Linked DNA regions of Homo sapiens: region 1 is linked to region 2. The links are chromatin contacts, found by Hi-C or POLR2A ChIA-PET in ENCODE. All regions are on one chromosome and are shown on one strand. The core of a region is the stretch at or near the end of the contact, and the rest is flanking DNA. Distances in the headings are between cores, read along the strand shown.

Evidence for each region. A loop is a pair of places that touch in the nucleus more often than their neighbours do. ChIA-PET counts read pairs that join two places held with the same protein, here RNA polymerase II (POLR2A). Pooled maps may share reads with other maps.
Region 1: a loop to region 2 is called in a pooled map, with 3 times the contacts of the local background. The contact joins the promoter of GDF11 here to the promoter of PAN2 in region 2. A Hi-C loop is called at or near these places in 4 of 50 pooled maps. POLR2A ChIA-PET finds 5 or more read pairs at or near these places in 3 of 52 experiments (GM10248, MCF 10A and activated CD4-positive, alpha-beta T cell).

What each region holds. Positions count from the first base shown.
Region 1 is chr12:55,741,481-55,744,662 of GRCh38, forward strand. It overlaps GDF11 (growth differentiation factor 11), which reads left to right and starts at 1,642. Exons shown (of 3, transcript NM_005811.5): 1 at 1,642-2,281. The coding sequence starts at 1,837. RefSeq lists a silencer at 2,618-2,677.
Region 2 is chr12:56,332,383-56,335,377 of GRCh38, forward strand. It overlaps PAN2 (poly(A) specific ribonuclease subunit PAN2), which reads right to left and starts at 1,618. Exons shown (of 26, transcript NM_014871.6): 1 at 1,480-1,618; 2 at 431-826. The coding sequence starts at 712. RefSeq lists enhancers at 1,454-1,623, 1,749-1,968, 1,886-2,055 and cis regulatory regions at 1,523-1,554, 1,539.

The DNA.
Region 1 (3,182 bases), core at 392-2,891, 590 kb before region 2:
TCACTGCAAGCTCCGCCTCCCAGGTTCACGCCATTCTCCTGCCTCAGCCTCCCCAGCAGCTAGGACTACAGGCACCCGCCACCACGCCCGGCTAATTTTTTGTATTTTTAGTAGAGACAGGGTTTCACCGTGTTAGCCAGGATGGTCTCGATCTCCTGACCTCGTGATCCGCCCACCTCGGCCTCCCAAAGTGCTGGGATTACAGGCGTGAGCCACCGCGCCTGGCCTGGCACAAACATTTTCCATTTGACTATTGCTCCAGGGCTTTCAGATCCAGAAATAAGCCTGGAAAACCTGAAGTCAGAAGTTAAGCACATTCAAAACATTTTTTCACCTTAGTACTGTTTTACTCTGCTCTCTGACTGCCCAGGATCACACCTGAAGACTAGGGCTGGTCCCACATCTGTATTTCATCTCGTGCATCTGAGCGCAGACTTCTTTCCCATGCTCACCCTTGCAACCTCCAGCCCCTTCTCAGACTTCTAAGACCCTGCAGATCCAAAGATATAGCTAGAAATCCAGAGATCTAGATTTCTCCCCAAGTATAACAGCCTCCAGCCATCTCCTCTCACCCTTCCCCCAGTGGCCTCTAGCTCCTGCCTTTTCCAGCCGGCTGACTACATTAGCCCTGTTAAGCCCCAGTTTCAAGCTCACAGTCTTCCCAGCTCTATGTCTTCCCTCTGTTTCAGTTCTTCCCATCACCTCTCCACCTTCTTAGGTTGTCCCTGACCTCTTCCTCTCCTAGTCCCCTTAATCCCTCTGATGAGCCTAGCCTGGTGCTTCCTTCCATGGCTTCCTTGAGCATCTTCTTTGGGCTACCTCTGGTGGCTAGAGCTCCTCTGGTCTCAAGTTCTCCACCTCTGTCCCCTGGGCTCTCTGTGCTCCCACCAAGGCTGACTCTTGTGGCTCCTTCTCTCAGGAGTTTCTGCCTTTCCTCTCCCCCACCCCCAATCCCCTGCACCTGCCTCCTCAGGGGCTCCCTTGTTGTCTCCCTGTCTGTGCCCCTCTCTCTCCTCCCCCATCCTGATTTCTCTCCCCCCCACCCCCCCCCCCACCCCTTTCCCAGGGCACTCTTCTGTCCTCTGTTCCTCTGCCGCTGTTCCCATCTCCATGACCCCCGATCTCTTCTGGTCTGGCTCTGTAGACCTCTGTCTCCCCCTATCTAGTGGTACCCCTCTTCTCCCCATTTTTGTCTCCACTCTAACTCTCCCACTAGTTGTCCCAGTCTTCCTCCTTCTTGGTTCTGTGTCTCCCACAGACACACAATTTCCCTCTCTAGCTAAGTCTCTCACCTCTGCGTCTTCCCCCTGACTCTTCTTTTCCTCCTTTGTCTCTCCCTCTCTCCTCCTCCTTTTCCTATCTCTGTCTCTTCCCCCTTATCTCTCTGATTCTCCTTGGTCTCTCTGGCTCTGACTTTCCCTCTATATCCGCCCCCCCGCCCCCTCATATCTCTGTCTCTTCATCTCTCTCTGGCCCTTGCTCCCTCATTCCCTCCCTCTCTCTATTCCTCGGCTCTCTCCGGCTCCCTCTCTCGCCTCGGATGACAGCGCTGCCTCTTTTGTTGGCTCCGCAGCCAATCGCGGCCGCTGACGACACGGGGGCCGGGGCTATAAAGGGCCTGGCCCGGGCTCGGGCCCCCCCAGCCGCCCGCCCCGGCCGCCCGCCCGCCCCGCCCGCGCGCCCGCCGCCCCCGGCCCCCCGGGTCCCCCCTCGGCCGGGCAGCCCCCAATCCCGCGCCGCCCGGACCCCCTCCTCCTCCCTCCCTCCTCCCTCCGCCCCCTCCCCGCGGGACTCCGGCGTCCCCGCCCCCCAGTCCTCCCTCCCCTCCCCTCCAGCATGGTGCTCGCGGCCCCGCTGCTGCTGGGCTTCCTGCTCCTCGCCCTGGAGCTGCGGCCCCGGGGGGAGGCGGCCGAGGGCCCCGCGGCGGCGGCGGCGGCGGCGGCGGCGGCGGCAGCGGCGGGGGTCGGGGGGGAGCGCTCCAGCCGGCCAGCCCCGTCCGTGGCGCCCGAGCCGGACGGCTGCCCCGTGTGCGTTTGGCGGCAGCACAGCCGCGAGCTGCGCCTAGAGAGCATCAAGTCGCAGATCTTGAGCAAACTGCGGCTCAAGGAGGCGCCCAACATCAGCCGCGAGGTGGTGAAGCAGCTGCTGCCCAAGGCGCCGCCGCTGCAGCAGATCCTGGACCTACACGACTTCCAGGGCGACGCGCTGCAGCCCGAGGACTTCCTGGAGGAGGACGAGTACCACGCCACCACCGAGACCGTCATTAGCATGGCCCAGGAGAGTAAGTGGGCTGCGGGGCGCGAGCAGTGGGGTGCTGGCTCTGGCCCCGCGAAGGGCGCCTTCTGCTCCAAGCGGGGCGCTCCCTGCTGCCCCGGCCCGGAAGCTTTTTCTGCGAAAACTTGACGAATTAGGGAGCGGGGGCTACTTCATAGAAGTTTTCCGAGCGGTGGAGATGGGCTGCAAAGTTGTATGCACGCCTAGTTCCCGGAGGTTGGGGCGGGGGAAATGGGGCGGGTTTCGAGATAGTGCCTTCCACCCCCAGTATGCTAAAAAGATCCTTGTTGGAGTCCGGGGAAGCTGGGGCTGGGCAGTGACTCTGTCCTGAAAAGCCGTGGTGGGGAGGCTGGAGAACAGAATCGGGAGGCTGCAGGACCCCCGCAGCCCCAGCTGGACTGCAGTGCTCTCTGCTTCCCAGTGGCCCTGGCGGTAACTCCCCACTCCGTGCTCCGTTCGCAACGTGCCCAACGGGTTGCAGAGAACTGTGTGCTTTCTCCCAAGAATAGGGTCCCAGAGCCCTGTACACCTCCTGGCAGCCCAGCTGGCACCCTTTCCATCCTGACCCCTGTCTCAGACCGGGTATCCCAAGGGGTCGGAAAAGCTGTGCCTTCTTGATACTGACCGAGCTCGGAGAGCTCAACTCCATTGCGCTGGGGGCTAAGGACACTCATTGGCTACTCAAACCTTAGTGTTCCATCCCTTATTCGCCCACCCCTACCGCAGGTGGACTTGAGAGAGACGAAGACCTAGGAAAAAAGAGAAAGTAGTAGATGGGGGAGCAGGAACCCAGGCATCCGAGCCCCTGACCAAACGGAAGATGAACATATAATAGACATGAGCTGCTTTGAAATTTTATGGCCTGGAAAATCCAGGCGAATACTACACCCCCCCTTTTCCAGCTCTCC
Region 2 (2,995 bases), core at 368-2,867:
TTTGAGCTCAGGAGTTTGAGACAAGCCTGGGCAACATAGTAAGACTAAAAAATTTTTTAAAAATTAGCTGGTCTTGGTTGCGCATGCCTGTAGTCCCAGCTACTTGAGATGCTAAAGTGGGAGGATTGTGTGAGCCCAGGAGATTGAGGCTGCAGTGAGCCATGATCACATTACGCCATTGCACTCTGGCCTAGGCGACAGAGCAAGACCCTGTCTCGAAAAAAAAAAAAAAAAAAAGGGATGCCTCCTGAGAAAGAATATGTCATTTACTCCTAGATCCTAGATTCTCCCTTTATCCCTCCAACCAGACCCAGCTGTCTCATCACTACAACTCCTCGGTACTGGCTATCTGCAAAGCAGCTTCCTTGGGTTAAGACCAGATAAAGACCTTCAACATCTTTCAACCCTCACAAAGGGGTACAGTTCTTACCCCGTGGCTCCCCACCCACAGCATCTCCTCGTGCAAGTCAAAGTGGGAGACGGAAACAGGTACACCCACTTCAGCCACCACGCTGTGCAATTCAGAGTAGACACCTTCCATTATGTGCACTGATTCCTGGACGGGAAGAGCCTCCAAGGCCACTCCCTCTGGGTCCAGCTCCACATTCTGTAGCAGACTTGGGTTCAGGTGGGCATCCAAGACAGGGTCCAGGGCAGAATGCATGGCTGGGGCATATTCTGCCAGTCCAGGGTCCAGACCCTCAAAGTTCATGATGACGATGGCAGCTTACACCTGTGTCACACCCTCCCTTACCACAGTCCCTTTAGATGCCTGACCCAACCTTCAGCAAGACAGCACCGATGGGCCTAGAATGGACATCCTGGCCTGTAAGGGGAAAGAGGTAGCTGAGTCAAGGGTAGGCCCAGGTACTGGTACTTAGGGTCTTCTAGGTTATGGGGGCAGGAGGGAGATGAGGCAGGCATGAGGGATGAGACTGCCAGCCAAAGGATGAAGCAGGCGGGGGAGGGATGGGCAGTGGGGGTGGAGGTGGTAGAACTGTTGTCCCTATCCCTCCTCCGCTAGGCCCTCTGTACTCTCCACCACCCCATTATCTAACCTAATCCTTGACTTCCCTTTCTTCTCACTTCGGACTGCTCACTTGCCTTGTTCAGCCCTGAATCATCAGGTGAAGGGAGCGAGAATTGCGGGGGTTGGAGTTAGGTAGAGGGATTTAAGGTGCTTTCTCCCAGAATTGGGGGTGAAAACGGGTGGATTGGACGGTGGGGAGAACGAGAAGTCAGTTTCCTAGAATCCTCTCCAATAGCTACCCAGGATTCTCTAGAGGAAAACAATAATGGCCAGTTACCCACAATTGGGGCGGGGGCAGGGGAAGGTGACGGAAACGGCTAGTTACCCAGAATTCTCTGGGGGAACCAGAAAAATCGGTTATCTAGAATTCTCCCACGGCAGCGGTGAGGAGGGGGATAGGGCAAGGGTCAGATGTGTTCCTGGGATGCTTACGGGGAATGGGTCATTACCAAGATTTCTCCATGGCGGATATTTTGGAGCGCGTGGAATTAGAACGAGTAGGGGGAGCGCAAGCGCTGTCAGCTCCGCGGGAAATTCCAGTTTCCCCAGTTCTCCCCCACGCCTAGGGCTCAACCTAACCACTACGGCGCCAAGGACCGGGGTCCGAGGCGCTTCTTCCAATCAAGAAGGGCTCGGGGCATATTTTAGCCAATCAGAAGGGCTCCGGGCGCATCTAAGCCAATCAGAAGGAGCCAGGTACGGCGACCCCAGGAGAGAGCGTGTGACGCACGCGCCGGAAAAAGAGGTTACGGGGCGCCGGTGGGACAAACGCAGCCAGACGCCGGACTTGTTGGGTGGCGTTAGAAAGTAACTCTGTTTTTAGTCTTCTTGAACAAAATTACGTCTAGGTTTGAAAACCAAACTTTTATGCTTTCTATAACTTTAGGAACTCTAAAATAAGGGACACACAAGGCAAAGCACTAGGAGTCGCTGTTGGGTATTCCCAGCGGGGCTTAGTCTACCTCCTCTTCCTGCGGTGCCCTAGTGAGCCACTCCGCCACCTCTGACCCTGTTGCCCCCAAAACTCGCTGGCATTTCCTATTATTTCCAGATATGGGAGAGAAAAAAAAGGAAGCGGGAGCCGGACTCCTGACACAGTCCAAGTGGCTGCATCTTCTACAGGCATCCATCTGAAACTCCCATCCGTGATTGTTCCCTCCCCAGAGACCCCGGTAACATTCCCGGGTAACAAGATGCCCCTGGTTATCAAATTCCCCTAGCTCTTGAGGCTGGCTGGACGTTATCCCTCAGAGGGGGATGAGCATGGCAAATTGGGACTTGTTATTCTGAAGGATTCGTGGGTCCTGTGAACTCTAATTACTTTGAAATGGGTCTAGGTTGTGAGATGTCTCAGAGCACTTTAGCTCAGCTGTTATTACTGTTTCTAAAGGCCACATAAAGGGACTCTGATGGGAGACATTCCTCATGGAGGATTCAATTCTATAACATTTCTCTCAATAAAGGCTGGTAAATAGACCTTCATTAAAGGAACCAAGAATTTAAATTTCTAGGACTCAGAGGGGTGGGGTCCTATACCCAGTCAGAGATCCTACCTAGAGCCTAGACCAAGAGAAAAACACAGATGGTCTCTCAAACTGATTTGATCTGACTTCGCAGGTCATTAGATATAGAATCTCCGAAAAAGGTGGATGCTGAGAGACATAGACAGTTCCTACACTTTAAGAAATCTCCATCTTGAGGTCTCAAATTGAGAAAGACTTAACAGACCCATGAGAGTTACAGATCCCTAATAACCTGGGCTAAATAATCCATGTCTGCCGGGCGCAGTGGCTCACGCCTGTAATCCCAGCACTTTGGGAGGCCGAGGTGGGCGGATCACCTGAGGTCGGGAGTTCGAGACCAACCTGACCAATATGGAGAAACCCCGTCTCCACTAAAAATACAAAATTAGCCGGGCCTGGTGACGGGAGCCTGTAATCCCAGCTACTTGGGAGGCTGAGGCAG